Regions from separate parts of the Mus musculus genome. Here region 2 is linked to region 1. Evidence: chromatin contacts called from ENCODE Hi-C or POLR2A ChIA-PET data. All regions are on one chromosome and are shown on one strand. The core of a region is the stretch at or near the end of the contact, and the rest is flanking DNA. Distances in the headings are between cores, read along the strand shown.

What was found. A loop is a pair of places that touch in the nucleus more often than their neighbours do. ChIA-PET counts read pairs that join two places held with the same protein, here RNA polymerase II (POLR2A).
Region 2: a map of heart shows a loop between it and region 1 (7-fold over the local background). The contact joins the enhancer-like site here to the promoter of Taf1a in region 1. A Hi-C loop is called at or near these places in 1 of 37 maps with a recorded cell type or tissue (heart). POLR2A ChIA-PET finds 5 or more read pairs at or near these places in 1 of 5 experiments (Patski).

Annotation. Positions count from the first base shown.
Region 1 is chr1:183,386,599-183,391,291 of GRCm38, reverse strand. It overlaps Taf1a (TATA-box binding protein associated factor, RNA polymerase I, A), which reads right to left and starts at 2,307. Exons shown (of 11, transcript NM_001277959.1): 1 at 2,134-2,307; 2 at 248-371. The coding sequence starts at 371.
Region 2 is chr1:183,436,655-183,441,724 of GRCm38, reverse strand. Hhipl2 (hedgehog interacting protein-like 2) reads right to left here. Exons shown (of 9, transcript NM_030175.5): 9 at 4,672-5,070. Among named protein-coding and RNA genes, the nearest start is that of Hhipl2, 21 kb to the right of the region's middle. Within about 2 kb of position 2,454, at least 1 of the 3 ENCODE cell types and tissues checked has a DNase peak (open chromatin) inside an H3K27ac peak, as active enhancers do.

The DNA of each region.
Region 1 (4,693 bases), core at 1,058-3,557:
TCACCCACAGCTTCCACGCTGTCTCACTCACCCACAGCTTCCACGCTGTCTCACTCACCCACAGCTTCCACGCTGTCTCACTCACCCACAGCTTCCACGCTGTCTCACTCACCCACAGCTTCCACGCTGTCTCACTCACCCACAGCTTCAACGCTGTCTCACTCACCCACAGCTTCAACGCTGTCTCACTCACCCACAGCTTCCACGCTGTCTCACTTACCTACAGCTTCAACGCTGTCTCACTTACCTACAGCTTCAACGTGCTTGTGAAGCCATGGGAAATGCATTCCCGTTTTAGAGAGCACCGACGTTTCTGGGTTATCCTCTGCCACAGCCAGCTTTGTCAACTCTTCACCGAAATCACTCATCATCTATTCCAGAGAGTATTAGTTAGCTTCAGCACATGCTAACCCACCGGAAACTGAAGCAGCTACCTCTTTGTCTAATGAGGATCATTTGAGTAGCAACTCATTGTACCTGTCAGGTTGTTTTTTTAAGTATGCATTCAATCTGTTTAGGTCGGCAACAGGTGAAACTAAAGTTCCACTTTAAAAAAGAAAAAAAGAAGAGTGGGGACTGGAGACATGGCTCAGCAGCCAAGAGCACTTGCTGTTCTTCAAGAGGACCTGGGTTCAGTTCCCAGCACCCATACAGCAGTTCAGAGCCTTCTGGAACCCCAGTTCCAAGGCATCCAACCTCCTCAACAGGTACACAGCAGTGTGCATAAATGTGGCAAACACTCATACACAGAAGATAAAAGTAAAATAAAAATCGTTTTTAAAAAAATACAGTACAGCTATGTATCAAGTACATACAGAAACGAAACATCCTTAATTGCAAAGTAAAAAACTCGAGCTACAGAAAGAAGCTTAAGAATATATAACACACGGGGCTGGTGAGATGGCTCAGTGGGTAAGAGCACCCGACTGCTCTTCCGAAGGTCCGGAGTTCAAATCCCAGCAACCACATGGTGGCTCACAACCATCTGTAACAAGATCTGACGCCCTCTTCTGGAGTGTCTGAAGACAGCTACAGTGTACTTACATATAATAAATAAATAAATCTTAAAAAAAAAAAAAGAATATATAACACGCACGTACAGTAGCAGCAGTTGCTAGTATGTATTCGGAACTTAACCACATAAATAGCCCATAAGTTATCTAAGATAATCATAGCAGCAACCGTATTTCCTTCCAAGTTAGGACTGAGAAACGGTGAAGACAAAAGTCTGGGAAACACAAAGCACACAGACGAGCCGGTATGACAAAAAACGTAAGGGGGTCGGCAGCGGCCCATGGCAAAGAAATGACTCGACAAAAGCAGCTACATGCCACTGGACATGGATTTAAATGTCAAAATGCTCAAGACCCTTGTTCTGCGTATCCATCAAATACTGAAGCTACGAATTCCACTGAACGCGTCCCTCCCTTCTGCAATCCCACAGCATCACCCTAGTTCGGTACCCTCACCCTTATCAACTGGCGTTGCTTTCTTTGTTTTCTGCGGTGCTAGAGATCGAACCTGAAGCCTGCTGACAAACGATTTCTTTCTTTTCTTTTTGGGGGTGTTTTGTTTTGTTTTTTTCCGAGACAGGGTTTCTCTGTGTAGCCCTGGCTGTCCTGGAACTCACTCTGTAGACAGGCTGGCCTCGAACTCAGGAATCCGCCTGCCTCTGCCTCCCAAGTACTGGGATTAAAGGCGTGCGCAACCACCGCCCGGTACGATTTCTTTTTTTAATATTACACTTTGTTTATTGTCGGAAGAAGCCACGGCGCACGCGTGGAGGTCAGAGAATCATCTAGAGGGGTCCTTCAACTGTGTAGATCCGGGGATCGAACTCACCCGGCTTGACAGTAATTGCCACTACCTGCTGACCCATCTCCCAAAGAGTTGGCCAGCCTCAAATTTTGTTTCTCCGCCTTAAATCCAGATTAGGCCTTTAAAAAAAATCAATCTCAGCCGTTCCGCGAAAAAGTTTGAAATAGCACCTGAATTAGAAATCGACCTTACCACACACGGTAAGGAGACAACGCAAATCCTTCCTTGGCCCTCAAAGACTCAAACTGGCCTGGGGAAGGTTGGCGTGGTGGCTGTTGCCACGGTAACCAAAAGTTCACGATCTCTGTAACTTACGGTCTCAGAGCCCAGGAGCACAAAGTCAAGAGGAAACCGCAGAAGGAACAAGCAGGAGGCTCACACACCTTTTCCTGTTTCACTGAAAGCGCAAGGCGTACGGAGCCCGCGAGCCGCTAAATCCAAGCTCCAGAGTCGCCCGACTCCACGTTGTTCGCCGCCCCGGAAAACCCTGTCCGGAAGCAGTTAACGAGCGCTTCCTGGGAGCTTGCGCAGAACCAGCCTGGTGGGCATTCAGGTAGTGCGCATGCGTGGCCACGCCCCCACAGGAGCGTTACCTGTGGGAAAGATGCAGAGCCTATCCAGCTCTGAAGAGGCTTCCGGACGAGGCCCGGAAGTGGATGTTGACTTCCGCCTCCCCATTGGTTTGGCCCAGATTGACAATTTAGCCTGAGCCTTAACGAAATTGGAAGATTTCCATCGCAAAGTCGAGTGTGACAAGGGAACGCATAGCCGATCCCAGTTGCTGCTAGCATCTGATTTAAGTGACTTCCTGCCTCACAGTTTGAGCAAGAATCTTTTTCCTTTTCAACGTGGATTGTTGTAGGGATGGGTCTGGATCCCACTTTCATGAGAGACATTCACAGCCATGTGTTAATTCTGGAGGTAGATAGTGGAATTGTTAAGCCTTTGAAAAGGACCATGGAGAATGGCAGATGTATTTTCAAGGGCTGATCCGTTAAATGAACAGACTGGCACCAGTGGTGAAAACACGCATTAATGAGTAAAAGCTACAGGAAGACAACTTTAAAGTTATTGGAACTAAAATAAAAAAGAACGTACTGAAGGCTGCATAAGTGATGGCATGGACTCCTCTGGAACTTTGAATTTACTGCTCGAGAACAGAATCCGAGTATCATAGAAACCTAAGGGTCTATAAAAAGACTTTGTATGAAGAGTTGTTTTTTTTTTTTTAATGCGATGGGTATTTTATTCCGTGTTTTCTATGTAAACAGTATGCAGTGCTCATAGGCACTAGAGAAAAGTTATTTATACAGTTCTTTGTGTCTTTGCCCTTACTGTTTCTTTTTGTTGCTGAGTTTTTGTTTTGTTTTATTTTTGTTTCTAAGACCATGTTTCAGCATTGCCCTAGCTGTCCTAGAACTTAGTCTGTAGACCAGGATGGCCTCAACCCAGAAATCAGTCTGGCTTCCAAGTGCTGGGATTAAAGGCATGTGCCTCTATGCCTGGGCCTTTAAACCTATACTCCTAACTACAGGCAAAGCTAAACTATGTGACAAAGGAGGGGCAGTCACACACACACACACCAAGATAATGATTAGCTTGTCATCTGGAATCTTGATTTATCAAAATGACTCAGCTGATTTTGGTCATGCTCATAAAAATGGGGGAAAATACTAGCAGTAGTGGTGCGTGCCTTTAATCCCAACACTCAGGAGGGAGGGAGGCAGGCAGATTTCTGAGTTCGAGGCCAGCCTGGTCCACAGAGGGAGTTCCAGGACAGCCAGGGCTACACAGAGAAACCCTGTCTCAAAAAAGGGGTGGGAGGATGTTGTGATGTTGAAAGATCCTGGCAGAATGTAAAAGGTCACAGAAGCCCTGAAATTGGCAAAATAGATTCATTGTTAGCAGAACTAGCTTCACTGGTTTAGAAAAATAGAGGTACACAATGCTCTGGCCACTCCTAGAACCCATGTGTCTGCCAATGTTCTGACCGTTCCTTGAACCCATGTGTGTGCCCACTGATGAAGCCCATTGCCAGGTGTTTGTGATATTGGTTGCTGAGGAAGAGTCGGAAAATCTCCACAGCAACCACAGCTGGGGCCAATCCAGGGTTGCTGCACCTGCAGCAGACTCTTTCCTTGTACCCCTCCCATACCCATTTCTTGAGAATAGACATTGTTTAGATTGGGTAATCCCCTACTCCCTCCTTCTCCTTTCCCCCCTAAGGGCCTATAAAAACTGGTACCCCTTTCCCCTTGGGGTCGACTCCTCTTCCCCTACGTGGGATATGAGTCGTCCCCAGAGCTCTGGCTTTCCCCCAAATAAAGCCTCATGTGGTTTGCATCAAGCTTTGTCTCTCGTGAGTTCTTGGGGGTCTGCTATTATCCTGAGACTTGAGTGAGGGTCTCCCTTCAGAGGTCTTTCAATGTCAAAGTTTTCAAACATCTCTTCATCATCCATTCTCTCTCTAGTCCTTACATACCATTTCCGGTTCAGACCACTTCAGTTCAGACCACTTCCTGTTCCCACAGCACAGTCCTAGATGATAATGTCTGGAGAAGGGGTCTGCACAGCAGCTTTCTACAGCAGCTTTCTAGACTCCAATCTTAAAGAATGTGTATTACAACGGGGAGGAAAGTACAACTGCTTTTCACTAAAGTCATGGTGATGAACTACATCTTCTGGAAGCTTTGAAAGTGTCTCAGAAAATATTATTCCTATGAACCTTTCCTGGATTAAAAAATGAGCTTCATTCAACCAAGCAATTGAAAATGTCACAAATAACTTTCACTCCATCACAAAAAATGTGGCAAAAAATAAAAGCATAAAGTCAGAGCCAACTTGCATGGCAGTTTAGAGAAGACCTTTATCCAAC
Region 2 (5,070 bases), core at 1,205-3,704, 50 kb before region 1:
GCTGATTTGGGTCAAAGCTCATTTTGGCTAACTATACAGAGCAGTTCTAACTAACCTCTGTTGTGCTCAGTTTCCAAGAGCAAAGAATTTAAGAGAATATGCAATCAACTTGCACATAAGGAAGTTTCCTTATAATACTAGTAACAGCGCAAAATGGCAGGCTAGCCACGTAAGAGTTACTTAGGCTTAACGTTATACCTAGGCCTTAACATTCCATCTAGCCCTTCAGTTCTACCTAGTCCTTATCAGTTCAAATGCATCCTCTGGTCTCCACATGTATGGCACTGCTATCAAAGGAAATTTAAAAAATACATGATCATGAGAGAAAAAACAAAAGAGAATAGATAGGCTTCTGGACAGGCGGCCTCTACAGCCCTTGCTGATGCTCTGTCGCTGCATGAAGCCCGAGCTGGTTCAGCACTGCCAGCTCCAGACTTCCAGTGCCTTACAGATATGTAGAGACTGAGATTTCTTGACCTTGGCACCACTGGGTCAAAGCGGTCTGTGTTACTGTGAAGCTGTCTGCTCACCACAAGCATCTAACAGTACCCCTATCTTTTGCTGAGGAAATGCCAGTCGCAACCCCAACCCCCGACTCCATCCTGTTACAACTATCAAAGTGTCTGCAGGTATTGCCATTGTTTCCCTGGGCTGGGAGGTGCAAAACCACCCCTGATTGAAAACCCTGGGTCTGGAGCTCAGGTTCCCAAGCTTGAATGTAAAATGATCCCCATAGTCTCGTGTATTTAAACGTTTGGTCCCAGTAGGTGGCGCTGTTTGGGGATATATATATATCAGGAGGATTCTGCATGGGTGAATAACGCTGCCCCCAGAAGACGTAAGTTATAAATAATGATCTCAGAGCCAGGCAGGCAATCCCTCCCTGTGAGTTATGGTTAAGGGGGCCCCCAGAGGCACCCGGCACAACACAGGCTGCTGCCATTGCTCTTGGTTGCCCTCCAGAACTAGATGGTGAGACCCCATTACCGAAGGTACCTCTCCCTTATGATGCACAACATAGAGAAACAACCCGAGCTGGCCAGGGAACTCTGCTGGCTTAGCTTACCCAGGCCAGAGGTCCTGTGCCAGTCTCTGGAGGAGAAAAGTCACCAGCAGTCTTACACAGCTGTGATCCTCACTGCACTGACCTGGTGGCTGGAAGTGCTCGCTGGAATTTAGAGACATGACAGCTAAGCAGGTAACCAACCGTTCTCAGGTCGGATGTGAGGCCTGCTCCACAGAAGGAAATTCATCCTTGACATCCTTGGTGCTGTAAACCCGGTCAAAAGCCCAAGACTGAGGCGATCACAGGCCTGTCTAGGGGTTGTGGGCTACCTGCTGCTGCTGTTGTTGATGATGGTGGTGGTGGTGGTGATGATGATGATGATGTTTTGGTTTGGCTTGGTTTGGCTTGGTTTGGTTTGGTTTGGTTTTTGCTTTTGTGCTAAGTGGTCATACTATCACACTACCTTCTAAATATGTATGTCTGTGCCCATAGATTCCTGCTTCCCTCACCTTTAGTCAGAGGAGCTTCCTTTGGCCGTGGGTCGTGGTTCATGTAAAGATTCATAACAGGTCAAAGTGCCAAGTATAAATAACTGGGCACTCGGCTACAGATGGATCATCCACACCAACCTCCCACAATCCAGTGCTCAGGGAACTTCACAGAAGGGGCAGATGGAATGTCAAAAGCTGGAGACTGGGGGTAGGGGGAGAGAAGGGGAGAGAATTGCGAAACACTCACTTTTTAGGCATGAAATGGCTGTTGCATGCATGGAATCACATTAGCTGTGGTTACCAGCACAAAATCGAGCCAGTCAAAATTACAGCATGGGCCCCACCACCACACAGGAGAAGCTATGAGGTAGCTGCCGAGGGACCAGGCCACTGAACGGTTGCTCATGCCCTAGTGGGTGGTCCACGTTCATGTGCGTATGGGCAGCACCTGTTGTGTTCAAGGGGTGATCGATAACAAAAAAAAGTAAAAGACGCGAAGGGGAAAGGAGAGGGATCGAGGCCCTAGAGAGAGCTAGAGGAGGCGGTAGGTGACTGGATATAATTTGGAACTCTCCAAGAATAAAAACATCACTTAAACAAGCAGAAAAGATGCAATGGGGAAAGGATTCCTAAGATGTTAGTGCCTGGGGATGCTTCCAAAGAAATGCACATGGATGCCAGGTATTTTAGAAGTGGCGCAGCAAGGGGCAGGGGAAATCCTGGAATATAACAAAAGCAAGAGGAAGGTGGATGGGGTTGGGGGCTTACTACTGAACCAGGTTTTTACTTGGTTCGCCAGAAATGGAGCTTTGAAGTTCCACCGTCTCTTTCTAAGGCAAAGCGCTCCTGGAAGCAAACTTGGCCTCTGGCAACCCGGAGGCGCCAGGCCTGCAGTTACGCGGGTCGGCCGGTGAGAGGCGCTGTGGTGCCACTCTAACCATGGCTGAGGACGAGGACCCGCTGAGCCTCCCACACTTGGCCTTGGGACTGTGGCCCGCTGGACCCGGACACCGCCCTGCGCTGTGGCCGACACGTGGCAGCCCCAGCTCGCCAGCCCAGTATGGCTCCAAAGTCCTGTCCTGCCAAGGGCAAGGGTGGAGGAGGGACTCCCAAAACGAAAGTTCCCGACTGCTTTCCTGGTTAGAGCCGTTCTCTGTTTTTTGTTTTGTTTTGTTTTTTTCTTGGATGCTAGAACACCCTCTGAGCTGGGACACTTGGGGTAGAGCGCCAAGAATCTTTTCTGAACTCATGAATTTTCCGGGCTAGGGATTTTTCACCCAGATCTCAGGGCCAGGGCTTGATAAAGGATACACAGACTGAAGGCCGTTTGAAGTATGACCTTACCGAATTAAGATGAGAACAACCATACCTCCACTTAGAAAACTCAGAACTAAAGAAGAGAAAGAATGTAAACTCTGTCATTAGGAAGACTTAACTGCTTACAGTGTTGGAACATGCTGGATGAAATAAAATGTATAATTATAATTAATTTCCCCTCTTTGCTAGTGTGGTTTTAGCTTATCAGAGTATAATGCTATCCAAGGTGTCTCAGGAGCTCTGTGTACCCATTTACCAAAAGGGAAAGAGGATAAAGAAAGTTCCCAAGAAAGCTTTAATGCGTTTCAGGAGCCACCACAATCGCGCACAAGGCTGTAACCGAGACCCCCGGGCCCACGCTGTGTGTCAACCGACCTTGCTCTAAGCGTCCAGCCTCCTCTAACACCCATGCTTTAATCTGTGTTAAAAGCGTCTTCATAATAAACCCCAGCTCTGCTCCTTAGTGTCCTCTCCTAAAGTGGTTCTCTGCACCACAGCCAAGCACTCTGGCTTCATCCGAGATGTCTCCAGCCAGAACTCGGACCACCTTATCATTCTCCGGTCGCTGCTACCCCGGCCCCCAGCCCCGTCCCCACCAGCTGGTCCTTGTTTTTTGTTTTCTTTCCCTCCTGAGCCTTTCAACTCCATAAATTTTGAGGAAACGGAACACACGTTGGCCTCACTGTGCCCTTCCGTGAAAGCTCGCTGGGTGACTATCCATGATTAGTTCGGCAAGAACTCTGGGCCAGGGAAACTCTCCGCCCCTCCCCACGCCCGCCCAGCTTCCCAGAATTTCAGAGAATCCTTTCACCTCTGTTCCCTAGACCCACCCACCATCGTCCCATTCGAACAGAGTTCAGAATAGAGCTGAAAAAATAACTCTCCACGTTCTGCTCTTGTAAATGCCCCCAGAATCCCCCTTCAGTTCTCAGCACCCGGAATCCTGAGTCCCGTGGTTCCGACACCCTCTTCTGGCCTCCGTAGACATCTGAAAAGTAAGAAGTCTGAGATCTCAGAGCTACAGCCTGGAGTTTATTTCTAACCTGCAGAGTACTTGCGAGAACTGTTAATAAGGAAAGGGGTGCGGGTGAACCTAGGAGAGGGGGAGGGGTGGATGAACAAGACCTGAAAATGGAGTTCGAGAAGAGATGGGTAATACTGCGAATCTTCCATAAAGATAGAAGAGCACGAAGCGAAGAGGCTCAGGAGTGTCGATCTAGTGAGTGTACCTTCGGAAGAGAAAGGTACAGCTTGTTTCTATCAGAAAGAAAAAAACCCTTCAGAGTATGTTCAGCCCCGTTAGAGCGGTGCCCACATCACCTCTAAAAGCCATAGCAGCCCTGGTACACGACACTGTGTTCTCTTTAAACTAAGCATCCATGCTGTCCTGGATGTTGTTCCTGATTTGGAGAGAGACCTGTCAGAATCCTGCTCCCTCTCTTAGTTATATTTTTAGTGGGTACAGATATTTTGCCTGCATGTATGCATACATATCCCATGTATATCAGATCCCCTGGATCTGGAGTGAGAGGCAGTTGTAAGGTGCCTTGTGGGTGCGTGGGACTGAACCCAAGTCCTCTGGAAGAGCAGTAAGTGCTCTTGATTTCTGAGCCATCTCTCCACCATCACAACCACCCCTCCACACACACACCCTATAGTTCTCCATTCCTCCTGTAGTTCAAAAGCTGCAGGCTTTACTGTTTTGAGATGGAGCACTGCCTGGCTGCTCTGTGACTGGGAAGTCCAGTCAAGAAGCCCCCACCTTCCTTATCTCCCACAGAGTTGTACAGCAAGGCTAAGCAAGATCAGGAGATTTCAAAATGAAGCATACAGAGAGGGCAAACAGAGGACCCCAAATGGAATGCAGTTGTGTTTATTGGCCATTAGCTGAACCCAAATAACAACTGCTGGAGGATCAGAGGCAAGCCTCCTTGTCTTCAGTTCACAGGCTTCTGTCTGGAGGAAAGAAAGGGGCCATCTATCTTCCAGAGGGCTTACATAGGAGCCAGTCACAGGCAGCAGCAGAGAGGAGCGAGCTGCTAAAGCAAGCTGGCTGAAACATGCTAGATTCCCCATTGCCAAACACTGAGATCAAAGGATGTGTACGTGTAAGCCAAAGGTAATTTATTACCCCAGGTAGAAAGGATGTCAGGTGGGATGCCAGGCAGGTATGCACACTGGACATGCCATAAGCCACGTGCAAGGTCCTGTGGGCTGTGGTATCTCCACAGAAATGCTGCCCGCAGACCAGGCTCA